Regions from separate parts of the Homo sapiens genome. Here regions 2 and 3 are each linked to region 1. Evidence: chromatin loops called from intact Hi-C (ENCODE). Cell type or tissue: ascending aorta. All regions are shown on one strand. Links, peaks and the distances in the headings refer to the core of each region. The heading gives the core; the rest is flanking DNA.

The links. A loop is a pair of places that touch in the nucleus more often than their neighbours do. Peaks named below come from ENCODE experiments on the same cell type or tissue, not always from the same donor. Only the 100,000 strongest peaks of a DNase experiment are listed, where the experiment ranks them.
Region 2: it touches region 1 in a loop (2.1-fold over the local background); 2 of 110 quality-filtered maps call a loop at or near these places.
Region 3: it touches region 1 in a loop (2.0-fold over the local background); 2 of 110 quality-filtered maps call a loop at or near these places.

The regions. Positions count from the first base shown.
Region 1 is chr20:4,291,093-4,301,316 of GRCh38, forward strand. No RefSeq gene overlaps it. Among named protein-coding and RNA genes, the nearest start is that of ADRA1D, 47 kb to the left of the region's middle. In ascending aorta, for the core only: no CTCF peak of the experiment used is centred there; DNase peaks (open chromatin) are centred at 6,109 and 6,399; H3K27ac peaks cover 927 bases.
Region 2 is chr20:4,438,083-4,448,306 of GRCh38, forward strand. No RefSeq gene overlaps it. Among named protein-coding and RNA genes, the nearest start is that of ADRA1D, 190 kb to the left of the region's middle. In ascending aorta, for the core only: no CTCF peak of the experiment used is centred there; a DNase peak (open chromatin) is centred at 5,189; H3K27ac peaks cover 4,222 bases.
Region 3 is chr20:4,222,416-4,232,639 of GRCh38, forward strand. The region is part of intron 1 of ADRA1D (adrenoceptor alpha 1D); the gene reads right to left. Among named protein-coding and RNA genes, the nearest start is that of ADRA1D, 22 kb to the right of the region's middle. RefSeq lists an enhancer at 9,895-10,224. In ascending aorta, for the core only: a CTCF peak has its summit at 4,797; a DNase peak (open chromatin) is centred at 3,556; H3K27ac peaks cover 5,149 bases.

The sequences.
Region 1 (10,224 bases), core at 1,176-9,175:
TAGAGGCAGCCATCTTATAAGAGCATGTGATCCTCTGAGCAGGTCGTGGATTTAGAACAGACCCTCTACTCCTCTAGTTCCTCCCCTACCCTGCCTGCCCTAATGCTGGAAACCTCCCACAGACTGTCATTGCCCCGGGTTATGACATTTTTTGGTATCTTTGAACCTCCAAAGAGTGTCTGTGTCTAAAAGGAACCGGAAGACGATCATGAGCAGAAAGATAGGTCCTTGATGATTTCGTTACCAATGTTCCCAATCTCTAAGTTTCTTGTTATGAGAGATGATTAAATATCTTTATTGTTTAAGCCACTGTTACTGAGGTGTCTTGAGTGTTTGTAGATAAAACGATTTCTGTTATACTCTTGGGGTTTTTATTTATATGAAGTCTCACTCATTTTTCAGTGAATTGTATTCTTTAATATATCTTGGAGATTTATTTATATCATTACTTAGAAGTCTGCCTAATTCTTTTCTTTTTTGCAGGCATATAGTATTCCGTTACAATACATGTACCACAATTTATTGCCCACTTCCTTATTAGTTAAAATTTGAATTGCTTCTGTTTTTTTTTTGCTACCACAAAGCAGAGCTGTCATCAACATTTTGAACATATATATCAGATACTTCTTGTCAGTATGTGTGGAGGTTAAATTGCTAACTGTGGAACTGCTGGATCTAATGCTGTATAAATTATAAAACTTAGTGGTGTTGCCAAATTATCTTCCAGAAGGATTCTATCAATATATATATATTCACTAATAGTGCACAGATGCCTATTTCCCTAGACTGTCGTTGCAATGGCTCCTATTAACTATTTATATTCCTGATAGTACAATTAGTTTTTGGAAAGGTATCTTCTTGTTTTAATTTGCATTGATTTATTTATTATTAAGGAGGTCTTATGTATACAGGACATTTGCATTATAACCTTCTGTTCTTACCCTCTTCTCCATTTTTTCCCCCATAGAATTGGTAGTCTCCTTCAGCTTTGTGCAGGTTTTTTTTGTGAATTTGGAAGGTTAATCCTTTGACATATGTGTTGCAAATTTTACCACCCCTGTTTCCTGTTCATCTTTTGGCTTTCTTAGTAGTATTTCTCATCCCTCAAAAGGACTTAATTTTTTTATTATACTTTAAGTTTTAGGGTTCATGTGCACAACGTGCAGGTTTATTACATATGTATACATGTGCCATGTTGGTGTGCTGCACCCATTAACTCGTCATTTACATTAGGTATATCTCCTAATGCTATCCTTCCCCCCTCCCCCCACCCCACAACAGGCCCCAGTGTGTGATATTCTCCTTCCTGTGTCCATGTGTTCTCATTGTTCAATTCCCACCTATGAGTGAGAACATGCGGTGCTTGGTTTTTTGTCCTTGCGATAGTTTGCTGAGAATGATGATTTCCAGCCTCATCCATGTCCCTACAAAGGACATGAACTCATCATTTTTTATGGCTGCATAGTATTCCATGGTGTATATGTGCCACATTTTCTTAATCCAGTCTATCATTGTTGGACATTTGGGTTGGTTCCAAGTCTTTGCTATTGTGAATAGTGCGGCTATAAACATACGTGTGCATGTGTCTTTATAGCAGCATGATTTATAATCCTTTGGGTATATACCCAGTAATGGGATGGCTGGGTCAAATGGTATTTCTAGTTCTAGATCCCTGAGGAATCGCCACACTGACTTCCACAAGGGTTGAACTAGTACAGTCCCACCAACAGTGTAAAAGTGTTCCTATTTCTCCACATCCTCTCCAGCACCTGTTGTTTCCTGACTTTTTAATGATAGCCATTCTAACTGGTGTGAGATGGTATCTCATTGTGGTTTTGATTTGCATTTCTCTGATGGCCAGTGATGATGAACATTTTTTCATGTGTCTGTTGGCTGCATAAATGTCTTCTTTTGAGAAGTGTCTGTTCATATCCTTTGTCCACTTTTTGATGGGATCATTTGTTTTTTTTCTTGTAAATTTGTTTGAGTTCATTGTAGATTCTGGATATTAGCCCTTTGTCAGATGAGTAGATTGCAAAAATTTTCTCCCATTCTGTAGGTTGCCTGTCCACTCTGATGGTAGTTTCTTTTGCTGTGCAGAAGCTCTTTAGTTTAATTAGATCCCATCGGTCAATTTTGGCTTTTGTTGCCATTGCTTCTGGTGTTTTAGACATGAAGTCCTTGCCCACGCCTATGTCCTGAATGGTATTGCCTAGGTTTTCTTCTAGGGTTTTTATGGTTTTAGGTCTAACATTTAAGTCTTTAATCCATCTTGAATTAATTTTTGTATAAGGTGTAAGGAAGGGATCCAGTTTCAGCTTTCTACATATGGCTAGCCAGTTTTCCCAGCACCATTTATTAAATAGGGAATCCTTTCCTCATTTCTTGTTTTTGTCAGATTTGTCAAAGATCAGATAGTTGTAGATGTGTGGCATTATTTCTGAGGGCTCTGTTCTGTTCCATTGGTCTATATCTCTGTTTTGGTACCAGTACCATGCTGTTTTGGTTGCTGTAGCATTGTAGTATAGTTTGAAGTCAGGTAGTGTGATGCCTCCAGATTTGTTCTTTTGGCTTAGGGTTGACTTGGCAATGCAGGCTCTTTTTTGGTTCCATATGAACTTTAAAGTAGTTTTTTCCAATTCTATGAAGAAAGTCATTGGTAGCTTGATGGGGATGGCATTGAATCTATAAATTACCTTGGGCAGTATGGCCATTTTCACGATATTGATTCTTCCTACTCATGAGCATGGAATGTTCTTCCATTTGTTTGTATCCTCTTTTATTTCCTTGAGCAGTGGTTTGTTGTTCTCCTTGAAGAAGTCCTTCACATCCCTTGTAAGTTGGATTCCTAGGTATTTTATTCTCTTTGAATCAATTGTGAATGGGAGTTCACTCATAATTTGGCTCTCTGTTTGTCTGTTATTGGTGTATAAGAATGCTTGTGATTTTTGTACATTGATTTTGTATCCTGAGAGTTTGCTGAAGTTGCTTATCAGCTTAAGGAGATTTTGGGCTGAGACGATGGGGTTTTCTAAATATACAATCATGTCGTCTGCAAACAGGGACAATGTGACTTCCTCTTTTCCTAATTGAATACCCTTTATTTCCTTCTCCTGCCTAATTGCCCTGGCCAGAACTTCCAACACTATGTTGAATAGGAGTGGTGAGAGAGGGCATCCCTGTCTTGTGCCAGTTTTCAAAGGGAATGCTTCCAGTTTTTGCCCATTCAGTATGATATTGGCTGTGGGTTTGTCATAGATAGCTCTTATTATTTTGAGATACATCCCATCAATACCTAATTTATTGAGAGTTTTTAGCATGAAGGGCTGTTGAATTTTATCAAAGGCCTTTTCTGCATCTATTGAGATAATCATGTGGTTTTTGTCTTTGGTTCTGTTTATATGCTGGATTACGTTTATTGATTTGCATATGTTGAACCAGCCTTGTATCCCAGGGATGAAGCCCACTTGATTATGGTGGATAAGCTTTTTACTGTGTTGCTGGATTCGGTTTGCCAGTATTTTATTGAGGATTTTTGCATCGATGCTTATCAAGGATATTGGTCTAAAATCCTCTTTTTTGGTTGTGTCTCTGCCAGGCTTTGGTATCAGGATGATGCTGGCCTCATAAAATGAGTTAGGGAGGATTCCCTCTTTTTCTATTGATTGGAATAGTTTCAGAAGGAATGGTACCAGCTCCTCTAAAAGGACTTAATTTTTATGTGGTTGTAGGTATCAATTATTTCCTTATGGCTTCTGGGTTTTTTATCTTAGAAAGGACTTTGCCCTCCAGGATTACAAATACATTTACCAATTCTTCCCTTCTCATACTTTTATGGTTTTTAAATTCCACTTAAACATTTGCTTCTAATTGATTTTATCTTGTGTAAGGAGTAAGATAAGATTTACTTTATATTTTTTTCCAAATAGGCCCCTCTGCTGCTGGCTCTGAGAAACTGGATTTGCACCTGGGGGCCTGGATAAGTCATGATCATCTTCCTGTTCCTGTTAGACACAGACACTCTTTGGAGATTTGAAGATACCAGAAAATGTCATAACCTGGGGGAATGACAGTGTGTGTGGGGTTTCCAGCACTAGGGCAGGCACGGTAGGAGAGGAAATTGGGGAGTAGAGGGTCTGTTCTAAATCCATGACCTTCAGGATGATGATGTTTTGAAGAGTCTGCTCTGAAAACTGATTGTCGGTGCCCAGACACCAGGGACTCCGAGGATTTCCTTCTCGTCAAAGGCTGGCCAGAACTGTCAGAAAGGAATCATCAGACAACTTCCAGGGGCTCCTGTAAAGCTCTTTATGACAGGTTCAATTGTGGCCTTCCTTCCCCAGGTGTCCAGCAACGACTCTTTCAACTGCATCCTGACCTGGCTCTCTCCTGTCCTCCTAGCTCCTCAGTCAGTTACTTCCTTCCTGGCCCTGGGCTTCCCCAGGTCCTCATGCTGTGCCTGTCCCACCCGCAGAGCCTTCCCACTAAAAATCCCAAGATAGGGATTTTCCTCCCTGATCAGGAGTGGGTTGGAGGGAGATGCCAGAGTTCTTGGCACAAAGGAAATTGGGGTTATCCATGGATGTATATAGCAAATGCTGTATGAGGAGTGTAGATTTTGCAGATGGACTTGCTTTAAAACCATCTTTAAGATTATTTGAGAGGCTAAAATAAAAGACAGTGAAAATACTAGTGTTAGCAAAGGTGTGGAGCAACCAGACCTCTCATATGTAGCTCATAGGAGCATACAGCTACGTTGGAAAACTACACAGGAAAACTGGCAGTGTCTACAAAAACTACACAGACCCCTACCTCATGATGCAGCAACTCCACTCCTGGGAGTACATGCCCAGGACATGAATATGTATGTTCAATAAAAACATGTTCTAGAGATGTTGATAGCAGCAATATATGCAATAGTCCCAAACTGTAAATGATTGAATGCATATTGATAAGAGAACAAATAAATAACTTGTTGTAGGGTCATACAGTGGAATACAATTCAGTAGTAAGAAAAGAACAAACTAGTATTATCATGTTATGGGCTGAATCGTGTCCCTCTTCCAAATTCATACGTTAAAGCCCTAACTGCTAGTATGTCAGAATACAACTGTATTTGGAGATAGGGTCTTTAAATATGTAATTAAATTACATGAGGTCATTAGGGCAGGCACTAATCCAGTATGACTGGTATCCTGCTAAGAAGAAGTGCTTAGGGCACAGACACACAAAGGGAAGACCATGTGAAGATACAGGGAGAAGGCGGCCATCTACAAGCCAAAGAAAGAGGCCCCAGAAGAAATGCAATCTACCAAAAGTTCAGAGCTTTGGTCTCCAGAACTGTGGGGAAATAAATTTCTGTTGTTTAAGCCACCCCGTCTATGGTGCTTTGTTATGGCAGCCTGAACAAACAAATATAATATGCAGCAATATGGATGAATCTCGTAGACACTATGTAGAGTGAAAAGAATCCCAGCACTTTGGGAGGTTGAGGCAGGTGGATCACCTGAGGTCAGGGGTTCAAGACCATCCTGGCCAACATGGTGAAAACCCGTCTCTACTAAAAATACGAAAATTAGCTTGGTGTGGTGGTGCACACCTATAATCACAGCTACTTGGGAGGCTGAGGGAGGAGAATCACTGGAACCCGGGAGGCGGAGGTTGCAGTAAGCAGAGATCATGCCACTGCACTCCAACCTGGATGATAGAGTGAGACTCCATCTCAAAACAAAAACAAACAAACAAACAAACAAACACAAACCAAAAACACACACACACATACTGCAGGATTCCATTTATATGACATTTAAGAGCTGGCAAAGCTAATTTCGTTAGCCTTGGGGGATGAGTATTGACTGGGAAGGGGCACAGGGGAGCCTTCTGGGGTACTGGAAATGTTTTATGTCTTGATTTGGGTGGGAATTATATGGTTATGCACCTATGTAAAAATGCATCAAGCTGCACACACAAAATTCTTGAGATTTTTGCATTTTATTGTTTGTAAGATATACCTAATGAAAGTGTAACAAAAAATTCTTGAGAAGAGACGTAAGCATTTTGGGGTCAGCGTCACCTCTGTGCGCCTCATTCCATCGCCTTTACAAGCAAGACGATGGGAATCGAGGCCAAGTGAGCACTGTCCAAGTCAGCTCCTTTTGAATCTGAGACAAAAATAACCACGTCTCAAGTATGTTCTCTCCTCTTTTTCCAATTGGGAAAGGCACAGACTTTTTTCACATTCCCAGCCAGAGGGAATCTTTCTCAAACTTTCCATAGAGATTCTCCTTTGGGCAGACACCAAACATGGACATTTTCCACCAGGGAAAACATGCTGCTGAGTTCCAGGCTTCTAGAAAGAGGGGGGTGGGAAGGAAGTGATGGCAGTCACCCTCCCCCACTGGCTTCTCCCCAGTTGCCAGAGTGGCTGTGCGTTGTCACCAAGGGGCGCTGATCAAAGGGACTGTGACAATGATTCTACAATACAAGGGTGGGAGAAAGGGCTGAGTCAGAGAGGGACTGGGCTCCAGCCTCCTCTGATCACGAGGCTTTTCCCGCCTTGTGGGAAACAAAGGTTTAGATTTCCCCATCCCCTACACAAACGGAAGGAAGTCACAGATGTTAAAAAAATAGAGTGTAGTGTAATATGTAAAATGCGGACAGCGGAGGGAGCACCCCAGTCCTGTTCGGATCTATCCGTCTGTCCCATGTGGAGAGGAGCCTGGTTTCCTGGCTGTATCTGCCTCACTTCCCTCTCCTGACTTTTTCTCCTTGTTCAGTTTTTTCAGTTTTCTTCCTTGCTGCCTTCAGGACTCAGGGGTCGGGGCAGATCTTTAGGAATCACCTATATTGAGCAGGCATTGTGACAACTTTGCCAGGAAGGTGTTCATTTTCAGGTGAGGACACCACGGTTCGGGAAGGGAAGTGACTGGCCTAAGATTGCACATCTGAAAGGTGCCAGAGCCAGGATTTGAATCTGAGATGTTTGGACCCAGTGCTTGGACTGGGTCTGTTGGTTCAGCTGCCTCTGTCTCCTTTTCTTGAGAAGGATATTGCTCAACTGTTGTATTCTATCTTGTCTCTCAAGATAAATAATATTTTAATAGAATATTTTAAAAAATCAAAATCAATACAGAAATTCATAAGTAAAATATTAAAAATTTAAGACAGGATCAGCATAGTAATTTTTTCCTTCTGCCTCAGGCTCTAACATGGCACTGCTCTATCGACTTATTCTTGGGATCCTTACCTCCATGCATCTTCCCCCAATGTATGGTGGTGCTCCCAAAGCCCACTGTAGGCCAGCTGCTCTCCTCCGCCCACCCTTTTGTCCTTAGAACTCTCACATGGATAATATTTCATGCTCTCAATTTTTATCAATTTGTGGGTGACTACAAATTCCACATGCCCAGCTCTGGACGTACCACTTGTGTCCTGGAGTTCTGAGGGGCTGGAGCCCAGCCCCTCTCTGACTCAGTCCTCTCTCCCACCCTTGTCTTGCAGAATCATTGTCACAGTCCCTTTGATCAGTGCCCTCTTGGTGACAATGCACAGCCACTCTGGTGTGACTCCCCAGGACTTGGGTGACTACCATCATTTCCTTCCCAACCCTCTCTTTTCAGAAGTCTTGTATTTTCACTGACCTGTTGGAACTCTCCCCTTGAGCACTGCTGACCTCCCAAAGTCAATTTTTCTCTCAACTGAACTCCCTGCTCTGTCTTTGGGTCTCCTTTTGACTGTGCACCTGTCTTTGTCAGCAGCAGCCTTCTGGTCACCTGGCTCCTCCCTCATCTTTATTTTCTCTATCCAGTCTGCTACCAAGCCTTATTGGTGTTTATTCTCAAATATCTCCCACAGATTCGCTTTCTCCTCCAATAATCCAGACACACCATACCTTCGACTGTCCACTTCCAGAGAGAGAACATAGACACAATGGTTTGTCTGAAGACCGCAGGTGTAGTTGAGCTCATGGGGAGGAAGGAATGGGTTTGTTTAGAGCTGTGTAGTTGGGGCAAATGGGATTCAGAGGCAGAACTGAGATCCAAGCTATTGACATGTCTTCTCACTCAATCTTTTATTCTGTAAGTAGATATTGTAAACCTACCATATTCTAGGCACTTTCTGGGTGCTAGGGAGACAAAGATTGAAAATAAGTTTTCGTGCTTGAGAAGCTCACAGCCTGGTGGGAGAAACATACCCACAAATAGCCCCTCCAGGAGCATGCCATTTTGGAGCAACCAACCTTGCCTGAAAAGATGGGCTGGGAAAGTTCCCCAGTAGAGTTGACATTGAGCCAAACTTCAATGTTGAGTGGAATGAGGGAGATGACTGATGTCTTTGGTGATGATGATGATGATGATGATGATGATGATCATGATGGTCATTATGAAGAGAAAGAAGATGGTAAAACTCACAGGGGTGGTAATGATGAACAGGGAGACCACCATTATCAGGATGTGGTGGTGGGCTGAGGGAGGTCCCTCACCTTGGTGACTCTGTTGGTTATAGAGACCAGGCAGTGATATCAGTCATCCTGAACTAGTCCATAGGGCTTCATTGCCTGATTTCCGGTCCTCTTTTAAAGTCATGGCTTAGGAGTCAAAATATAGCTTATCTCTGCCCTTTTCTTCTGAATAAAGAAGCACGCAGAATGCAGGCATTCATTTGGCTCTTGCAAGCAGAATATGAAGATAATTTTTTCTGGCTGTGCACTTAGAGGCACTTGCCTTCTCTGTGTTTATAAAGAGAGATTCTTGCAACTGGCCTTGACTTGATTTTAATCTCAATAAAAATTCACTAAGAACTGAGGAAAGGGAATTTTCACACTAATTACCAGTTAATCAGCTGGCACAGATGTTGAACATCTGGTACTCATCCTGCCTCCTCCTATTGTAGAGTTGTCTGATTCAGCAGCTAGAGCCTGATGGGCTTGAGTCCCAGGGGAGCATCTGTGCTGTGTCCAGAGAGTTTGTAGATTTAAATGGGAGCTGTGCTTCCTATACTCTTCGAGTTCTAGAACCACTGGGTCTGCTAACTGATAACTCCGGAGGGGTCTCTTCACTCCCAAATATCTCTTCCATTGGCCTGTCACATGCTTGAAGTCTTGCCATTAACACCTTCTTTCCTTGATTTAGATCTTGTATCCTCAAGCAAGGATAGAAGAACATATAAAGACATTATTACTCCCTAACATCCCAATGTAACAGAATTTACAACTTACTGCCTCTTGAGCCACTGTATTTTAATGGTGGGGATGAGGGAGGAGCTGCTTAAAGTCTGGGCCAATTCCCAATGAGCTGGGTTGGATGAGGATGTGTAGCAGAAGAGTTGGCAGCTTTGGGGCCTCCCAGGCTTGAGGGTAGGATCTTCAGGTGATGGAAGGTGGGAGAAATGCCCCAAAGGTGGCCCAGAACCTTGGTCAAGCCAGAGCTGGGAGTGAAAAAAGGGGTCCAAATTTGCTTGAAGGCACCAGCAGGGACCCTGTGGCCATGCTTGGACTCCCTGCCCCTCACTTGTGCCCTGCTGCCACTCTCTGCAGCTAACTCCTTAGCAGGTGGGGCTTAATTCCAAGATACAATTTGCGGCAGATGTGGCCGCTCAGGGCAGCCAGCATGGCAGGTGAGTAAGGCCCTTCTTCCTTGCTCCCTGTATGGTCTCCAACCAGTCCTGGGTTTGCTGAGGCTCTTCCAGCTCCCTGTCTCCCATCCCCAGCCCTTCTGCCCCCAGATGCTGCCAGTGTGGAGACACCACAGTGATTTGCATCCAGGAGACTGATGTTCCAAAACAGCTTAGAGGAAACCCAGGTATTTCTTTGATTTTAACAATTTTTAGAAAAGTTTTCTCAAGGCTCACTTTCCTGCCACCACAAGGGAAGCCTAACTTGGTTTTTCTTCAATAGTCAAACATGCTCTTTTGCTGCACCTCTATTTGCAATGCATCATCTTGTTCCCCTTTCCAGTGATAAGATGCCAGGCCTTGGAGACTTCAGCAAATGGAAAATTCCAGGGCCTCAGTTTCTGGGCAGACGCCACCTGACTGAGCCAGCTGTCCTGTTCAGAGGGTGGCATCCATGTTGGAGCCTCATAACCACATGCAGCCAATTCAGGAGACACATGCAAGCTAAATTCAGGAGATTCTGGGTACTCCTTGAATAACCCTGAGTTACCTTCTAAAAACATGAAGTGGAAATTGGAAAGCATATCTCAAGCATTATGACTGTAAGACTGA
Region 2 (10,224 bases), core at 1,167-9,166, 150 kb after region 1:
TAAAAAAATCTCTTCCCTTGTAGCCTGGGTTTCCAAGGGTAAAGAAAATGAAGCATTCTGTAAACCACTTCTTTCATACAAATACGAGGAGCTTTCAAGCGGTAGATTTATGGTCTGTGTGTACACTGTTGCTTAGATCCCAACAGAAAAACAAAATGTAAGCTAATACATACACAGGTAGGAGAAATTCATATTTCACATGATATCCTAAAGTGATACCTGGTAAAACATCATTCTACTTCCTTTCTGAGTATCATCTCTGTGAATATCTTTGCAGCTGTTTTTATGAGCTTATTGGCAATCATGTGACCTTTTAGTGTCAACAATGCAACTTTAACTATTGCTTCTGTAGGTTTGATCTCTTCTCTGTATTTAGAAAGAAACCCCGGTAATTCCATCTTGAAAAACATTATTTTACACTCTTTCTGACTGGCGGTGTGGGACTCATTTAGTTTACTAAGGAGGTGATTGTATTGTTTTGGAAAATCCCATAAATGCTTAAATGGCTTTTATACTGCTGTTCAGCCATGGCTTTGAGGAAGTCAAATGGATTGACTGAATTCAGTGAATAGATGTAGAGAGTAAGGAAGATTAAGGGTTCAGGGGTGACCCTCAAGTTTCTAATTTGTTGGCTGTGTGTGGTGAAGCCCCCAGTTGAGAGACAGAATCCAAAATCAGGAGCGATTTGGAGGTGGGAAAGGTAATGAATGCTATTTTAGGTCTGTTGAGTTCGAGGTGCCCATGGGGCATCCAAGGATGGTCAGTGTCTGTGAGTCTTCTGTGAGTGCATGAGGGTCTAAGATAGAGGGGTGGATCTGGAAGTTATCCGCATATGGTGGCAATTAAAACTGAAAGCTAATAAGGTCATTGTAGGAGTTAGAGAGCAGTGGGGATGGACTGACTTTCGAGGGGCAAGCAAAGGAAGAGGGTCCCCAAAAAGGAGAGAAGGCAGTGCTAGAGAGACCTCAGGAGAGTGCAGTCATATGGAAGGGAAGGGAATAGAATGTTTTAAAGAGAAGGGAGTGTGCTATGGACGGGATGTATTCTCCCAGAGTTCATATGTTGAAGCCCTAACCCCTAATGTGATAGTATTTGGTGATGAGACCTTGGGATTCAAATTTATTTAGATGAGGCCTTTGGCCTTTAGATTTAGATGAGGTCATGAGGGCAGGGTTCTCATGGTGGAATTAATGCCCCTATAAGAGAGCAGAGAGGTTTCTCCCTCTCTCTCTCTTCCACCATGTGAAAACGTGGCCATCTGCAAGCCAGGAAGAGAGCCCCCACAAGGAACCATATAGACTTCTCAGCCTCCAGAACCATGAGAAATAAATTTCTGTTGTTTAAGCCATCAAGCTGATGGCATTTTAAAAAATAGCAGCCCTAGTAGACTGAGACGGAGAATTCCAAAGATACAAAGAAATCCAGCGAGATTAGAACTGAACATGGTATAGAGGTAATGTGTGACTTTGCTGGGAGAGTAGTTGGAGTAATTGGCAAAAGCAAGGTCTGATTTCATGGGTAAAACAGTGCCAAGTCTTCTGGAAGGATGTGGACGAATAGGGAAGGAGAGCAATTACAGAGCAGACAGAGGGCAACAAATAAACATGACTGTTTCGGATGTCAGGCTTGTTTAGAGTCTGAGAGGAAGTTTCCAGCGGAGAAAGACAAATGGAAAGTGTTAGGGAAAGAGGAAGACTGGATTGAGGGGCTGGCCTTGTACAGGGGAAGGTAGGGGATGGCTGTGAGTGTAGATAGGCATATGAGGGTGTAGGGATAGGAAGCTGGTGTTCATGTCTGATGGCGTTCATGTCTCCATGAAGCAGAAGGCAGAGTCATCACTGACAGTGAGAAGCAGGGGAAGGCTTCAGTAGGGGCTCTATGAGGGCAAAGAAGTTTAGAATAATTGAGATGGTGGAGGGAGATGAATCTTCCTCTCCCTCCCCCAGAAGATGAGTAACAGAATTGCTTAATTCAGGCACCAAATTAAGTTTGGAGAACTTGAATTTATAATGATCTGATTTTCTCCAGCAACCCTTGGCTTCAGAAGTGGAGAAAATGGATTGGGTATTGACCCTGGGTGTGCATTTTGCAGGACAGGTGAGGCAGACAGATACATGTACAAGGAAACTGAGCGTTCTGGATAGAAGACAATCCGATGAAAGTGTTCCATCTGAGAGAAAACAAAACAAAACAGAAAACAGGCCAGGATGCAGCTGAGATGCAAGATACATGATATGGGAGGCGTGTCAAGGGACAGAGACCTCTAAGAGGTAGAAGAAGAGAAGTGGAGGAATCCAGGGTTGAAAGCGTGGCCAATCCGCCAGTGCCAGTGGAACTGAAAGGCTGAGATAAAACAGAAGTGATAGAGCAAGCACCTAGGAGGAAAACACAAAGTGTGCAGATGGGCTGTCAGAGGGCCAGCTCGCTGGGATCACCCAGAACAACATCAGGAAATGGTGCAGAGGAAGGACAACAGGCTGGAATTCAAGTGGTTAGTGAATGAGATGGCAAGGCGAGGAGGTGGGCAGTTTAAACTAACCAGATGAGCCACAGAGTGGCAGACCTGGATGATGGGAGCATCAAAGGAAGAGGGATTTTTACTCAATGGGCTCTCAGGGTCCAAACCATCATCAGAGGAGTAAAATGGGATCAGGAGGATGTCTCAGTGGTGTGTGAGTATGAGAAGAGCAGCCCACAATGAAGAGGGCTGCAGAAAAGTCACGGTCCTTAGGGAGAGTTCCTGCTAGTGGTTTAGGACACAAGGGGGTTTGCTTATAATGGAAGGAAAGTTCCAGAGAGGTACTAGGATGGAATAGGGATGGGTAGGCTGGGTATCTATTGAGGGGATCCAGGAGGAGAAAAAGATAAGGTCTGCAAAGGATGAAGGGTTGGGGAGGGAGTTTCCCCCACTTTTGTGAGACAGGGTCTTGCTCTGTTGCCCAGGCTAGAATGCAGCGGCCCAAACATGGCTCACTGAAGCCTCAACCTCCAAAGTTCAAGCAATATTCCCATCAATCCTCCCATCTCAGCCTCCTAAGTTACTGGGACTACTGGTGTGCACCACCATGCCAGGCTAATTTTTTATTTTTTGTAGAGACAGGGCCTCGCCATGTTGCCCAAGCTGATTTTGAACTCCTGAGATCAAGCAATCCTCCCGCCTCAGCCTCCCAAAGTGCTGGGATTACAGGTAGGAGCCACCATGCCCAGCCAAGAGTTGCTCTTTTATGGATTCCAAGCTGTACAGGATGAGAGACATGATAGGAATGTCCTCAAATGCCTTGACTGCGGCACAAGCCAGTTTAGTTTTAGAGTCCCTGAAAACCCTAGGGGTGGATTATTTAGCCTCAGAAGAGGCAAGGCTTCCCCACATGCTCAGAATGGTGATGGGAGCTCCCAGGCTACAGAAAGATGATGGAGGTACTAACTTCTCTCATCTGTCATGGGTTTGAAATGCTCTCCCTCATGTAGAATCTCACACAATGCTCATACAGCCTGTTGATTTATGCCATTCAGGGATAATGACCATCAGGCTGTGAGACCTCAACAGCAGTTAATGCCCAAAGTAAGGAAAAGGAGATTTGGGGCCAGGAGACAAAGCTGGGTGTACCCACAATTTTGCTGAGGCTTCACCATAAGCACATTCATCCAAGACATCTCAGCATAGCATACGGGATAAACACAGGGACTGGGTCTGACCTGCATTTAAAACCTGGATCTACCACTTTCCATGAGCAAATTCTTGGCTCTTTGAGGTTCATTTTTCTCATGGGTATAAAATGGGGCTTTCAGGGATAAAGCAATGCATCATTTATAGTTCCTAGCTAATGGTAGGTGTAAAATTAAAGATTTATCTTCTGATTTCTCAAAGAACTAAAAATAGAACTACCATTCAACTTGGCAATTCCATTGCTGGGTAAATACCAAAAGGAAAATAAATCGCTCTACCAAAAAGACACTTGCAGTTGTATGTTCACCGCAGCACTATTCATAATAGCAAACATGTGAAGTCAACCTAAGTGCCCGTCAGTGGTGAATTAGATAAAGAAAATGTGGCACATATACACAATGGAATATTATGCAACCACAGAAAAAAATAAAATCATGTCCTTTGCAGCAACATGGATGCAGCTGGAGGTCATTATCCTAAGTAAATTAATTCAGAAACAGAAAAATGAAATATCATATGTTCTCACTTATAAGTGGGAGCTAAATCTTGGGTACATACGGACATAAAGATGGGAACCATAGACACTGGGGACTCCAAAAGAAGAGGGGGAGGGAGAGAGCAAGGGCTGGAAAACTTCCTATTGGGTACTATGTTTGCTATCTGGCTGATGGGATCAATAGAAGCCTAAATCTCAGCATCACACAATATACCCTTGTAACAAACCTGCACATGTACCTCCTGAATGTAAAATAGAAATGGAAATTGGGCAGGTGTGATGGCTCATGCCTGTAATCCCAGCATTTTGGGAGGCCAAGGTGGGTGGATCACCTGAGGCGGGGAGTTCGAGACCAGCCTGGCCAACATGGTGAAACCCCATCTCTACTAAAAATACAAAAATTAGCCAGGTGTGGTGGCAGGTGCCTGTAGTCCCAGCTATTTGGGAGGCTGAGGTGGAAGAATTGCTTGAACCTGGAGGCAGAGGTTGCAGTAAGCCAAGATTGCGCCACTGTACTCCATCCTGGGCGACAGAGTGAGACTCTGTCTCAAAAAAGAAAAAAAAGGAAATTAAAAAAAATTCTCTCCCCTTGCTATCCAGATACTACTTATTTATGAGGCCCTGAGAAGCTGCCTAAATGTTACCCTGGATTATTCACCAAAGGTCTCTGCCTACCTATAAGGTGGCTTGGGAGGAAGTATCTGCAGCTAATGCCTTCTAAACAAACATTTTCTGCCTTTTGTGTTTCCCGCTCATTGGCCTCGCCCAGGGCATGGGGAGATCTATGTGGGGTTTAATGAATGATTGCACTTTACAGGATTTAGCTCACACTATAAATAGGACCTACATTTCAGTGGTGGGATTTATAAACTGCGGGTGGTAGGCTGCAGGAGGATTGGCATGACTGTAGGATTTGTCTAAAACACCAAGTGAGTGAGTGAGTAAAAATAGCCACCAAGGAACCTGTCTGGCCCAGGACACATTAATCAGTTTGCTGGAGCCTTGTCCGGCATTGCCCCAGGGGCTGGGCAGGAGCTGACTTGAGTGGAGCCTTTTAGGATCAGGAAGTGACCTGGTGCCAGGCGGGGAAATGACATTCCTCAGCAATCAGCTGTCCTGGTCCTGGGTGGGCAAGGAAGTAAGGCGTTTTTCTCCATGGAGGCTATTGGCCCAATACCATCTCTAAAGCCAAAAGCTAAACATGATCAAATATGGCTGGATGTGGAGTGAAGTTCTAAATTTTAAAAAATCTTATGAGAAGAAAATAAAGCTCAGTAATTTCATCCCACAGGTTAGAACCAGGCTCCTGGAGGTGCGCCAAACCCCAGGTCTTATTCTTTCCCCAGTGTGGAGGGACTTTGGGGAGTTGTCATCCCCCCAGGGAGGTCCCAGTTTGGACATGGGAACAGGAGGTGTCTTAGTCCTTTCCTGCTGCTATAACAAAATACCTTAGATAGGATAATTTATAAACAATAGAAATTTATTTTTCATAGTTCTGGAGGCTGGGAAGTCCAAGATCAAGGTGCTGGCAGGCTTGGTGTCTGGTAAGGGAGGGTTGCTCTCTTTGCTCCCAAGATAGTGCCTTGTTACCGCGTCCTCACGTAGCAGAAGGTGGAAGCTGGAGGCAACTCTCTCAAGCCTCTTTTGTAAGGGCATTAATCCCGTTCCATGAGGGTGGAGCCCTTATAATCAGTCACTTCCCAGAAGCCTCCTCCTAATACCATCACCTTGGTGATTAGGTTTTAACCTATGAATTTTGGAGGGACACATACATTCAAATCATTGCAGGTGGTTTGGAGAAAGGTGATACGGAGCCCATCCCTGCCCACACGAGGTGCTCACAGCTATTCCAACCACACTTGGGGCTGTTCATTGAGCCAGGACTGGAAGGAGATGATGGTTTGGACCCTGTGAGCCCAACTTCTGCTGTCCACAGCAGGCAGGAAAAGAGAGACTATTACCAAATCATGGAAGATAGGATATTGGACAAGCAGCCCCAGAGAGATGGGCTGAAACAGGCCACTCAGCAATTCCTTGCTAAGACTTACAGATAGCCACGTACTGGTGGCTGTTCCAGATATCTTCTCTCTTATTCAGCCCATTCAGGGCTATACCACCTTGAAAAAGTCATTCCTCTGGAGCCAGGCAGAGTGGGGCCAAAAGGAGTGGTAACTCTACCAGGAAAACTTTGCATGCATAAGTTGACCAGTAGTCTCCTTGTAAAGGAAATGGAATCCAAGATGGCATGGTTTTGAATGGTGTGGTATGATGAGGGATATTAGTAGATGCAGAAATATCTGGAATACAATGCCTGACTCATCGTTGGCACTCCATGAATGTTGGTTGAATATGCATTGCAATTTGTGTAATGAAGGGCTTTCTATCTTTCTTTTTTTCTCGTTTTCTATTCTTGGTCTGTTCACATGAAATATTTAACTTGGATCTCTAGTCTAAAATTAAAAGCTCAGGTTAGAACAAGTTTGCAGAAATGAATCACATGCACTCAAGCAGTTCTTGCTTAGAATGGTTGACCACAGAAAGAAATCACCACTCATGAACATGATTCAAGGTCACAATAAATTGTTTTTCTTTGTTTCTGTCCCATTGATGATGGCCCTTGTTTCTAGGGAAAGGACTACCCTGGGGTTTCCCACCAACTGTGGCTTTTTATTCCTCCCTAGTCACTCATATTTATGAATCCCAAATTCCAGGCATCACCAAATAATTGTCTTTGTCACTTTATACTGCATGCTGTGGTTTGACTATTTGTCTCTTCCAAAAGTCATGTTGAAATCTAATTGCCATTATAACAGTATTAAGAGGTATTAAGAGACCTTTGAGCGGTGATTAGTCTGCCTTCATGGGTGGAATTAATGCCATTATAAAAGGGGGAGTTTGGTCCCCTTTTGTCGCTTTGCCCTTCTGCCTTCCACCATCTGATGATGCAGCAAGAAGGCCCTTGCAAGATGCCTGTGCCTTGATTGTAACCTCCCCGCCACCAGAACTCTGAAATAATAGATTTCTGTTCCTTACAAATTACCTGGTCTTCAGTGTTCTGTAACAGCAGCACAAAATGGACTGAGATGTTGCACATGGCTTTATAACCTGATGATTTTTCCTGAAATCAAGTGTTTCCAAGAAGTCTTGAACAGGGAGAAATGGTTGTGGGGAGGAGAGAATGAGGCAGTGGCTGGGAGACCCATGTCACACTCAATAGATCATCTCTATTTTCCTTGGTTGTAGGAGTGGGGTCACTGTGAGGGTCTGTTGCAAACCACATTGGACAGCTGGGATGGGTTATTTTTAATGGTGAGAGAGGAAGAACTTCCAAAGATAGAGTTCACGCCCACACTCTGCTGTGCCAGTTTAGACTTGGGGGTGGCTGGCAAAATGGGCCGGCAGTCCTAAGCCAGAACAAACAAGTCTCCAGGGCCAACCCAGGTGAGGGCTTTGGGTGGTGGCAGGTTCCATAATGCACATGGAACGAGCTCCATAGGGTTCTGCGTTCAGTTCCTTCTTTTTCAATGGGATTTACAGCAGGAAGGACACATTTCCTTTCTTATTTAGTCTTTTTTCTACCCAACTCCTGACCTTTCCCTCCCTCCAGTGACCCTGATAACTTTTCCCATCCCTCTCGCCGCTAATGGCAACCACTGGCTTCACAGCACAGGGTGGGGTGGATGAGTGGAATTCATGTTTGGAAGCAGTTACACATAAACAGAGTAGGCAGCCCTTACGGAGTGTGGCTTTAAAATCTAAAAAGTCTGTGCATTCCCCAAACTTGGCCCTGCACAGACTGGCATGCTGCCTGCAATTCCCCCATAAGAATGAAGCATTTCTACAGAAAGCCCGTGTGAACATGCAGACCTGAGACCTGAAGTGGCAGTGCCTTCTCTGGGAGCAGTGGTGAGCTGAGACCTGGGATCAGCCTTGGTTAGTCAAAGGTTTCCTGTGCTGAGTGCTGTGTGCTACAGGTCTGAAGACCCCTGTTCAGGTGTTTTCTGTCCCTCTTCAGCCTGCTTCCCACCCTCTGGAGGGGCTCTAACAAACACATTCACACAGAGGGGAAATGACCCTGAGACCCTCTCCTAGGGGCCTTTGCATCTCAGCAGATGTTCAGGGCATAGGAGATGCTCTCATGCAGGATTTGTAGGACCATCAGAGAGGTGGGGGAAGAATTTTTGGTGCTATTGTTTGGGGAGATCCAGCCAGAGGGACCCTGACTTCTTTGCTTAGGTTTAAAGGCTGTCTCTTTTGGTGTCCCAGGCAGGATGGAACCCTGGAAGGCAAACCTTAGCATAATTCAATCTTGAGTGAGTGAGTGAGTGTGTGTGTTTAATAGATAGAATTTAATTTTTGGAGCAGATTTAGGCTCACAGAAGAATTAAGAGGAGGAAGCAGAGATTGTGTGTATAATAGAGTCCAGAGTCTTTATTGGAGTTCCATTACTTAGGCATGGTGGATTGTCTACATGGCTGATGTCAATTTCTAGTCCCTCAGGAAGTCAATCTCATACTGGGTGACCTAAAACTCCACCCTAAATCACATTTTTTGCCATCTGGCTGGTCTAAGTCTCCCCACCCCAACCCCAGCAAGCAAAGACACTCCTATCAGGTATGACATTCTAAGGGGTTGGAGATCACCTCCAAGAGCCTAGGGTAATGGTCACACCTCCCTTTAGGCAAGATTAAATTCTTTACCACACAATAATAGTCACGTAATGTTTTAAAGCTATAATTTTTATTCACCTGTGAAAAGAGAACAAACACTGGCAGTCTTCAGAGACATCATTGTAGTTAAAGGATACATATTTAAAAAACTTAGCCGCTGATATTGTTATTTTCCTTTATAGAGGAATGAGTCTCGGCTATTAATTGGCAGAGTTGGCATCTAAGTTTATCATCATATTTTAAACCTCAATCTCTGTTTCCACCCCTCCTCCCTCTTAGTGTCACTGTGTCTCTATCTAGGCACTTGCTGGCAGCTGCATGCCCTGTGTCTGTTGTTCTGACAAAGGAAACAGGTTTCACTGTTTGGGACTCAGTGTGTGCCTCCCCTGTATTCACATATTTAAAATTACTCTTCTAAATGAATTATTTAAACAACTCACTGAGCAAAAAAAGAAATCATAATAATATTGAAAAGATGGTTTAAAAACCTGAACTATAACCAAAAAAATCAAATATCAACACTTACAGATGCAGCTAAAGAAGTATAGTAAATGAAGAGTTAATATTTTAAATGCTTATGTTAAGAAAGAAGAAAGGCTAGGACTTAACGAACTTAGCATGAACTTAAGAAGTTATTTTAAAAAGAAAAATAAATGCAAAGAAGTAGAAGAAATGAAACATCAAGTTAAAAATAAAAATCCAAAATCTAGTAAATGTTTTATAATTTAGGGCATTAATAAAACTAAAAGTTGGTTCTTTGAAAATATTAATAGGCAAATATCTGGCTAGATCAATCAATAAAAATGCAAAAACCAAATAAAGTAATATTAGAAAGAAAAGAGGAAAAACTACAACAGATGTAAAAAAACTAAAAACATAGGAAGAGAGTATAAGGAATAACTTTTTAAATCATAAATTAGAAAATAGATATGAAATGGATAAATTCTTTTAAAAATACCACTTAATAAAATGGACCTGAGAGGAAATAGATAAGTATTTTATAACTACACCTTGAAGAAACTGAATTAGTAGTTTAAAATTTTTCTTCAAAAATATACTAGACTCTGATGGTTTCAAAGTCAAATTCTATCAAGCATTTAAGTAATGGATAATTTCAAACATATGCAAACTATTTCAGATCATAGGGAAATAAAGAATATTTTCCAATGAATTTTATGACATGGGTGTAACTTTGATACCCATAGCAGGCAAGACATAAGGAAAGAAAAATTATTGACTAATCTCACTTGTGAACTTATTTGCAAGGTATTAAAAAATTACCAAGTTCAACTCAAGAAAATATTATCATGACCAAGTTGGTTTGATCCCAGGAATACAAGAAAGTTTAACATTAGAAAAGCCAATAACAGATTAAAGGATAAAGACCAAGT
Region 3 (10,224 bases), core at 554-8,553, 69 kb before region 1:
AAACCGGTGCAATATTGGCAGTTTCGTATTATGAGACAAAGTAGCAAACATAGCCATGTTTGCTCATTTCTGCGTGCCAGCATAATTTCACAAAGTCCCCGACTCTGTGACAAAGTACGGCTCTCTGGAAAGATGCTTTGAAGATAAAATAGGATAGAACATACGCCCCCGCCTCCCTGCCACATCTCCTGTCTGAGTCACTGTTTTCCTGAAATGATAAATGACCCTAGTCCTTGCCTCTTCCTACACAGAAGATAACGTCTGACCAGGCTAGTAATTATGCTGCTATGAACAGATATACTCTTACACCCAAAACTCAATATAATTCTGCTTTAATAGAATTGCTGAGCAAGTTCAATAAAATTTTGTACATATGGAACCCGCGCTACCTATATATAAACAGTAGATTAAACTACTGTGCTGGAGCAGTCTAATATAACCTCTCTGAAGGGCTGGGCTACAGGGCTTAGTCTATAGTCCTCAATAAGACTTCTAAATAAAACTAATGTTAATTTTTTAAAAGCTTTTTTTTCTTTAATTGATAATATGATTCAAACGAACATTAGCCGTCCCCACGGATATTTTCCTATCACTTTCAGTTGTTGCAGATGTTTTGAAATATTCTCTATGCTCCTCACTTTTGGGAAATGACAGTCATTAGAATGCACCACTAGATCTTGTTTTTTTTTTTTTAGACCCACAGAGTCAATTTATTTTTGATAAAGGTACAAAGATAATTCAATAGAGAAAGGGTAGTCTTTTCATTTGTCTTTTCAGCAAATGGTCCTAGAACAATTGAACTAGATCTTGTTATGTAATACCTTAATGCAGAAGCATATTCATTAGCAAGTCACGCATTTCCTGTAAAAATATTTTGATGGCTTTTCCAATAAAATCAGTTTCATTTGTAATCTTTTGTATTTTGTTTTATGCTTTTGAAAGCGTGACTCTGAGAAGGGACCCATACGCTTCCCCAGGTGCCTAAGGAGTCTGTAACAAAAAGGGGTAAGGACCCTCGAATTAAATGTTGGCCAAGGTTTGCTCCCTGCCAGGTGCTGTGCTGGGCTCACACACACGAGGAGGCATTACACATGGCCCTTATTTCCCAGCTAGAATGTGAATAAATATCTTTGAGATGCAGGTGGGGTGATGATGGTGGTGCTCAGTGTAGACAGTCCCTGACTTTGATGGTTCGACTTAATTTTTTGACTTTACAATGGTGCAAAAGTGATACGCGTTCAGTAGAAACCATACTTCAAGTACCCAAAGAACCATCCTGTTTTTCACTTTCAATATAGTAGTTAATAAATTACATGAGATATGCAACACTTTATTATAAAATAGGCCTTGTGCTAGATGATTTTACCCAACTGTAGGTGAATGTAAGTGTTCTGAGCATGTTTAAGGTAGACCAGGGTAAGCTATGATGTTCAGTAGGTTATATGTATTAAATGCATTTTGACCTATGATATTTTCAATTTACAACAGGTTTAACAGGACATAATTCCCACTGTAGCTCCCCACTGCAGCTGTGTGTGCATGTAGGGTGGCAGCCACAGGCTCAGAGACAGCTTAGGGGGGTCAGCCAGGATGAGGCAGGGCAGAGGGTATTACAGGTGGGAAGGACAGGCGGGCAAGAAAATACCAAGTTTGGGTCCTGGGAATATCCTATAGGATAAACTCAGAAAATCTCTTTTGGGACAAATAGTGAAGGGGCTTACATGCTGTGAAGTTCAGCTTTTATTTTGTGGATGCTTAGGGGCCGCGAATATTTTTAAGCAGGTGAGAGATAGAGCCTGGAATTAAGCCTCCATAAACACACTGCTCATGGGCTGTTGAAATGCAGGGCAATGGGGCTGTTCCAGTGGAAGTGGTCAGGAAAGGCTTCTGGGATGGCTTTGAAAAAGGAGAGTGCCAGGGAGGATGGGGCAGGGGCACTAGGATCTGAGCTGTGCCAGGAAGACCCTCCTTTCCACAAACATCTCCCCTGACATCCATACCATGGACCCAGAAAAGGTCATTTTTCCAGAAAGGCACATGACCAAATGCAAAGGCACAATCCAGGCAGCAGAGGCCACTCTTTCAACCTCACTCACCCTCAGCAGCAGTAGGGGCAAGAAAGCAGGGGGCCAGGGGTGTTCCATCCTGGATAGAGGCTGCAGGTGCCTGTGAGACCAAGCGGGCCAGGGGTGTTCCATCCTGGATAGAGGCTGCAGGTGCCTGTGAGACCAAGCGGGCCAGGGGTGTTCCATCCTGGATAGAGGCTGCAGGTGCCTGTGAGACCAAGCAGGCCAGGGGTAGGGGGGGGTCCTTAACAAATTATGGGACCTTCTCTCTCTTCCTCTTGCCTTCAAAAAAAAAAGAGCAGGGATCCCTACTGAGGAGGCAGAGGCACCATTCCCCTCTCTTTGACCTGGGGAATATCGGCTTTGCTTATCACCCCTCCTCCCACCATACAGAGACAGTTTCTGGTGCTAAGAGACACCGCAGGGGAAGAGGAGGGTCCCATAGCATCATATGGCACAGGCTTCTCAAACCTTGGTCATGTGGCCCTAAGCAGGTTATGTGGCCATCTAAGTTTTTTTTTTTTTTTTTTTTTTTAAATAGATGGAGTCTCGCTCTGTCACCCAGGCTGGAGTGCAATGGTGCGATCTCGGCTCACTGCAACCTCTTCCTCCTGGGTTCAAGCAATTCTCCTGCCTCAGCCTCCTGAGTAGCTGGGACTACAGGCACGCACCACCATGCCCAGCTAATTTTTGTATTTTTAGTAGAGACGGGGTTTCACCATGTTGATCAGGCTGGTCTCAACTCCTGACCTCGTGATCTGCCTGCCTCAGCCTCCCAAAGTGCTGGGATTACAAGCGTGAGCTACCGTGCCTGGCCCATCTAAGTCTTACTTTCCTTTTAATATTATTTTTCTAGAAGGAATTTTGTGAAGATTCATATATTTTAGGTCCCAGCACTTAGCAGGCTCTTAAAAAGTATTGGTAGCTATTACTTTTTTTTTTCTTTCTTTTTTTTTTTTTTTTGAGACAGGGTTTCTCTCCCATCACCCAGGCTGGACTTCAGTGGCACGCTCTTGGCTCACTACAACCTCCACCTCCTGGGCTCAAGTGATCCCCTTGCCTCCTGAGTAGCTGGGACTACAGGGGTGCACCATCATATTCGGCTACTTTTTGTATTTGTAGTAGTGTCTTGCCATGTTGGCCAGGCTGGTCTTGAACTACTGACCTCAAGTGATCCGCCTGCCTCAGCCTCCCAAAGTGCTGGGATTACAGGTGTGAGCCACCGTGCCTGGTTTATTAGTATCTATTACTTACCTCCATTTCTGTGGCTTTTGAGTGAAGAGAACTCACATCTGGGAAGGGACCCAGTTTCTAGCTCTGGAGAGTGGCCAGAAACAGCAGCTGAGACCTAGTGGGTTTTAGGGGCCACTGGCGCATTAGTCAGGATGTGTGAAAGAGATTATTTTCCCCGGGAGAGAGGTTGGGCCATCCCTGGAATGTGGGGGCCACTAGTGTTGACCTCAGCCTCCAGGAAAGTGGCCCTCAAGAACAGCATCGCTCAATGGCCGCGAACTAAGACAGAGTGCTGAAAATAGCCTTCTGACTCAAGCTACAATTCTTTTATATTTAGCCCAGGATGACAAATCAGTGGACTATGCTTTTCAGTGGTGAGCCTGAAGCTGGCCAAAGGGCATTGTTATTGCATGGTTTTTATTCAGACTGGTGGGCAACATGGCATATTGTAGTATGGCCAGGTCATGTTGTAAACATTAATATGGTAATTTATGCTCAACCAACCTGAAGTCTGCTGTGAGCTGGGAAGTCCTTACACGAGAAGGAGCTGTAATACAAACTCAGCCTTTCAGCCCCAAGGTTTTCCCACTGTATCCTGTTGAGGTTTTGTCTTACTTTGGGCTCTCCCAGAGCAGACTGACAAGAGTAGAAATACAAGTTTTTAATTTGGGAGGTAAATGAAACAGCTTGAGTGAGTGGGAAGAAGAATCAGGGAAAAGAAGGAAGCCAATAAAGTGTGTTATCAAGTTACGGATCACTGTGGGCAATGGGGGAGCTCTGGATGGCTATGAAGAGCACAAACCTCAGTGTTCTCACACCAGTAGAGTGAGGGAGGTGGGGTATTTATACGCCCATTCCCATCAGTCATTGTTTGGGCTGCTCCCTCTGGGTGTTAATTTTCCACACTTCCTTTCTGCCACATGAGTGTGCAGAGAAAGTCCCTGGGCAAAGAAATGCAGGCAAGTGCTCTAACAGAATTTGGCCCTCATGCACTAAAGCTCTGGGGGAGATGGGTGGGGAACCAGTGGCATCTGCCACAACTTTGTTTTATGTGTTCTCTGCCCACTGCATGCAGACATGTTGCCTGGAAATACAAACAATCTGTGCATTGGGCTCCAGATTCCGCAGGCAGCGGCTCTCAAGAGACTTCTCCTGTTCCGCTCACAGATGCCGGTTTGAATTTCACACCTGCCTCTGCCCACAGTGCTCCAATCCACCACCTACACCGCCCTGCACTTGCCCACTCTCTTGACTGCACCCCTCAGCATTCTCTCATGGGCCCACAGCCTCATGCAGGGATCTCTGGAAGTCAGAAAGACAACTGGGCATTTTCCTCTCCGTGGCATACCATGAGTGTGAAATGGGGAACTGCCCCAAGACCCCTGAGCATGGGCACTTGGCTCACAGGCCTTGTTCTTTTGTGGCTCCAATGTCTCTCTGCAGTCCTCTGTCTTCATGTGCAACAGCCAAGTGGCCAGGCTGACTCACTTTGCACTCTGGCCACAAGGGGCTCCCCAGTCTTGCCTCTGGGCTCTTGCACATGATTATCCTGGAATGCCCTTCCTCTATATCTGGTAGTGCTAGCTCCAGTGGCATCTCCTTCTGAAGTCTCTCTTACACCACTCGCTCCTGACCCAGCTGAGCTATTTTACTCTCCTCCCACCCGCAGCACATCACTCTCCCTTTTAAGTGCCTAAAGCACTATAGGTAACGATCAGTTTCCTGTCTATTTCACCTTTAAAGGCTAAGCTCTTCCTACCACTTGGCATCTAGTAGGTACCTGATACATTCTTGGACTCTTTTCTGTGTATCGCACCTTGCAGCTCATCCATCACCAACTCCTGTTGGCCCCTAAGTCCCCTCGACTTTCTTTGTATCACCTTCATGTTACTACCTTGGTCCAGGCTACCATCGTTGTCTACCTGCAGTGCCTTTCTTTCCTTCCTTCCCTCCTTCCTTCCTTCCTTCCCTCTCTCCCTCCCTCCCTCCCTCCTTCCTTCCTTCCTTCCTTCCTTCCTTCCTTCCTTCCTTCCTTCTTCTCTCTCTCTCTTTCTTCTCTTTCTTTCTTTTTTTTTGACATGGGGGTTTCACCATGTTGGCCAGGCTGGTCTTGAACTCCTGACCTCAGGTGATCCGCCTGCCTTGGCCTCCCAAAGTGCTGGGATTACAGGCGTGAGCCACTGCTCCTGGCCCCTGCAGTGCCTTTCTAAGCGGCCTTCCTGCTCCTGCCTTGTGCCCGCCCCCGGCTCCGAAGCTTGCTCTCTGTACACAGCTGGGGATCCTTTTAAAATATAAGCCTGAGCATTTCATTTCTTCACTTAAAATCCATTAGCCACTGAGTGCAACTTCCTGTCTTTTCTCTCTCTTCCTTATCTGTACTTTGACCTCCTGCCAGCTCCTTGGATTCCTCCTTCTCTGCTTAGCTGAGACTCCTACTCACCAGCACCTTAACTGTTCTCTTTTCCACCAACCCCCTCATCCTTCTGGATGTAGGGAGACTCATCCAGCCAGATCCTGACTCTGGAGCAATTTAGTCGCTCCTTGAACACGCTTGGGGTCTTTGACCTCAGCTCTATGTCCCATATTTCCAGTGATCTAGGCTCCTGTCCTCTGCCAGCTCTCTCCCTTTTCCTTTACCGGCTCTTTACTGCATCGCAGGTAGACAATGATGGAAGTGTTGATCAAGGTGGCATTAAGGAGGTAGTGCAAAGTTGGGGGGATTTGGCAGCCTAAAGGAGTTGGTAATGGATGAGGTGCAAGGTGTGATACAAAGAGTCCAAGAATGTATGAGGCACCTACTACGTGCCAAGCACGGTGTGAGGAGTTTAGCCTTAAATGGTGAAATAGAGAGGGAACATATAGTTACCTACAGTGTAACCTTTCCTATACCAAATCTTTACCCCTCTTTCCAAGCCTTGCAGCCTGCCCCTTCTTCTCCAGAGCAGTTGATCTTACCTCCTGTTTCACAGGGAAAGCAGAGGCCACAGAAACTAGGCACTCGCCCAGCCTTCTGCACCTCTCATCTTCTTTGGTAAGGAAGGGATCGCTCCTCCTACCCAAGGTTAGTGTCCCTACTTGTATGGTGGAGCCCTCGATCCTTAAGCCACCCACAAGCCTGCCTTGGTTACAGCTGCTGCCCCTTTGCTGGCTCCCTGGCCACCACCTTCTTCTCTCCACGTCTCCAGCCCTCACCTACAGTCTCCTTGTCCCCACCTGACCTCACTCTGCTCTGCTGCTTTGCCCCACATGTTCCACCCCTCCCAGGCCCTCAACCTGTAGACACTGCCCTCATCCTCCTGGGTGCCACTCATCTCATCTGTGGCTTCCCGGATGACAGTCTCTTGGTTTTTCCTACTCCTTGTCAGTTTCCTTGCTGCTCCTTCCTCACATCCTCACTGCTAAATGTAGGAGCGCCTCATTTAGTCTTGCAGTTTCCTGTCTTTGCATTCTCCTATCAGTGTCATCTAGGCTCATGGTGTTAAATATTGACTTTACAGCTCAGACCTCTCTCCTTAATTCCAGACTCATAGATCCAGCTGCCTCCTAGACATCTCCACTTGGGAGTCTAGTGGATCTCACACTTATCCTGTCCTCATGAAGCTTACATTTCACTGGGGAAGACAGGAAATAAACAGGATAAACAAGGAAAATGTAAAGGTATCAAAGAGTAAAGGTATACTAAGGAGAAAAAAATGAAGCAGGAAGGAAGATGGGGGCGAGTGTGCTTGTGATATGTGGCTAGGGGTGGTGGTATAAATTCTGGATAAGGTGGCCAGGAAAGTCCTGATGAGAATGTGACATTTGAGTAAAGAGCTGAATGAAGTGAGTGAATGAGGTGTGTGGAGATCTGGGGAGGAACATTCCAGCAGAGGAAACGGCAAGTGCAAAGGCCCTGAGGTGGCTCCGGTATGTTTGTAGAACGATGACGAGGTTGGTGTGGACAGAATGCAGTGATTGAGGGCAGAGAGGAAGGAGACGAGGTTGGAACTCAACCACCCACCCTCAATGCGCCCTCCCACCCTGTCTGAGACACCATCATCACTTGCCTTGATGAATCCAGCAGCCCCCTCACTGCTTGTGCCCCTGCCCCCTGAATCTTTTCTCACCCTGGCAGCTAGAAAGACTGAAAAGACTGGTCACGTCACTCCTCTGCTCAGAACCCTCCAACAGCTCCTCTGCCTCCTCCTAGCAAGAGCCTATGACCTACACAGCTCAACATGTCCCCCCAAATCTCTCCTCTCCTCTCCTTCCCTCGCCTACTCTGTTCCAGCCACATTGCCTTCCCTGTTGCTTTTTGGACATGCCAGATGCACACCCACCTTGGCCCTTTGCACTTTTTCCCCAGAATTTTCTTCCTCCAATATCCATGTGGCTCACACCCTCACCTTTGTGATGAGATCACACTGACTTCGTATTCACAATTGCAATATCCCCTAACCCTGTGCTCCCTGTCTGGCTCAGCTTGCTCTGTTATGCCTCATGGTACTTGTCACCTTCTGTCCTATTTGAGTCATGATGCATTTGTCTATCATCTATCTCCCTGCAATGAACATCCCTGGGGTGGGGCCAGGGTCTGTTTTGCTTGGTGCTGCATTCCCATTGCCAAGAAGACCTCACAGGCATATCAAGCACACAGCAGGTGCATAACACTTGCTGAGTTTGCTGAATGAATCCCTCCTCTGTATCCTACACATCCAACTGGTCACCACGTCCTGTGCGGTAGATGTCCTTTTTAGCAGGTCCCCTGCACTTCACTGTGTTTGTTAAGCCTTGGCTTGCTCTGTCATTTCATTTTGCTTAGGTGGCGGCAGCAGCCCCTGACAGCCCCTGGCCTCACAGCCCCTGGCCTCAACCCATATCCTCTCCACTCTGCACACAGCTGCTGGGAGACTTTTCCTTAAAACTTGGTTTCTCTCCTTTCCCTTCTGAAAACTGTCAGTGGCTTCCTGTGGCTCAGAGGAATCAATCGAAACATGGTGCTGCTCACAAGGAAACACAACGTTTCTAGGGCCAGTGCTGTCTTTGTCCTGCCTTCCTCCAAATTCAGCCACGTTAAGCCTCAAGCAGATCCTCCCACATAGCTGGGCTTCTTCTGCCTTTCTGCCAGGACTTGCTGCTCCCAGGAGCCTCCTCCCCCAGTCCCTGCAGCCCCAGGTCAGGTGTCTCCCCACCCAGCCTGGCTCAGCTGTCCTTTCCCGTGCAACTACAGGTTCATACAATTTGCTATTGCTCCATCTACTCTATGTGACTCTTGGTTTCTTGAAGGCAGGTATGGGACTCTTTCTTTCCTTCTTTGCTTTCTTTTCTCTTTCTCTTTCTTTCTTTTTCTTTCTTTCTTTCTTTCTTTCTTTCTCTCTCTCTCTCTCTCTTTTCTTTTCTTTTCTTTCTTTCTTTCTCTCTTTCTGTTTTTAGAGACTGGGTCTTGCTGTCACCCAGGTTGGAGTGCAGTGGTGCAATCATGGCTCACCGAACTCCTGGGCTCAAGTGAGCCTCTTGCCTCAGCCTCCCAATTAGTTGGGACTACAGGCATGTGCCACTACACCTGGCTAATTGTTATTATTATTATTATTATTATTATTATTTTTGTAAAGACAGGGTCTTGCTCTGTTTCCTAGGCTGGTCTTGAACCCCTGGCCTCAAATGATCCTCCTGCCTCAGCCTCCCAAAGTGCTGGGATTCCAGGAGTAAGATACCATGTCTGGCCTGAGAAATTTTCTAAAAGGCATGTTTTTGCACTGTCCAATATGTTTTTCTTTTTATCCCAGCCTCTAGCACAAGTGCCTGACTCGAACGAAGCAGGGACTCTGAAATATCTTGAATGAACAAGTAAATGGCACTTGAATAGGTGGCCTCTAATGTGCAGAGGAAGGAAAAGGGAGCTGACGCTTTCCGAGTGTTCAGTACCTTCTAGGCACCATGCTGGGCCTTTTATGTAGTTCTCGATGAATCCTCATGGCATCCCGCTTTGCAGAATGATTCTAGTTACCCAGAGAGCAAGTAGCCCTTAGGGTCAGGACATGCATCTGAGTTGGTCTAGTCCCAAAGCTCCTGGTCCTCTCCTGACATCACTTAAACAGAGAAACAGAACTCCCCTTGGGCTTCTAGGGGCGCTGGGTTCAGGAGGCACAGCCACTCCCTTTGTTCTTCCTGGCAGCTGCCCCACCAGCAGTGAGCCCATCCCACCTCTGGGTTTTCTTTTTCTTTTTTCTTTTTTTTGAGACAGAGTATCGCTCTCTTGCCCAGGCTGGAGTGCAATGGCGTGATCCTGGCTCACTGCAACCTCTGCCTCCCAGGTTCAAGCAATTCTCCTGCCTCAGCCTCCCAAGTAGCTGGGAATACAGGCGCCCACAACCACGCCTGGCTAATTTTCTGTATTTTTAGTAGAGACGGGGCTTCGCCATGTTGGCCAGGTTGGTCTTAAACTCCTGACCTCAGGTGATCCACCCGCCTCGGCTTCCTAAAATGCTGGGATTACAGGCATTCGCCACTGCGCCCGGCAGCCTCTGGGTTTTCACAAGGCTGGTCTGGCGAGGAGGCTAGTCCTCCTCCTCTCTCCATAGGGGGCATTTCCCCTGGAGCTCAGCCTCAACTCAGCCTAGAACCTTCTCCAAGGGTGTTCCTGTGATTGCCTGCTCCACTGGGGTTTGAGGGGTGATAGCGGCTTCTGGAGTGTGCGTGCTCGGAGCATGCTTCATTCTGCTTACACCAGGCCGTGTGGCATTTGCTGGCCTGTATGTCCTCAAGGGCGCCTTGCAGGGCATGCCACATCAGGTTCAGCTCCACGTCCATCCATCCAGACTGCTCAGAAGGGCTGGGGTGGGGCTTGCTAGCTGGAGAGAGTATCAGAATGACCCCAAACTCCTGGGAGAAACCCTAAAGAGCTGCTTGGCCATCTCTTTCAACTCCTTCAAGTCTTTGCTCACAA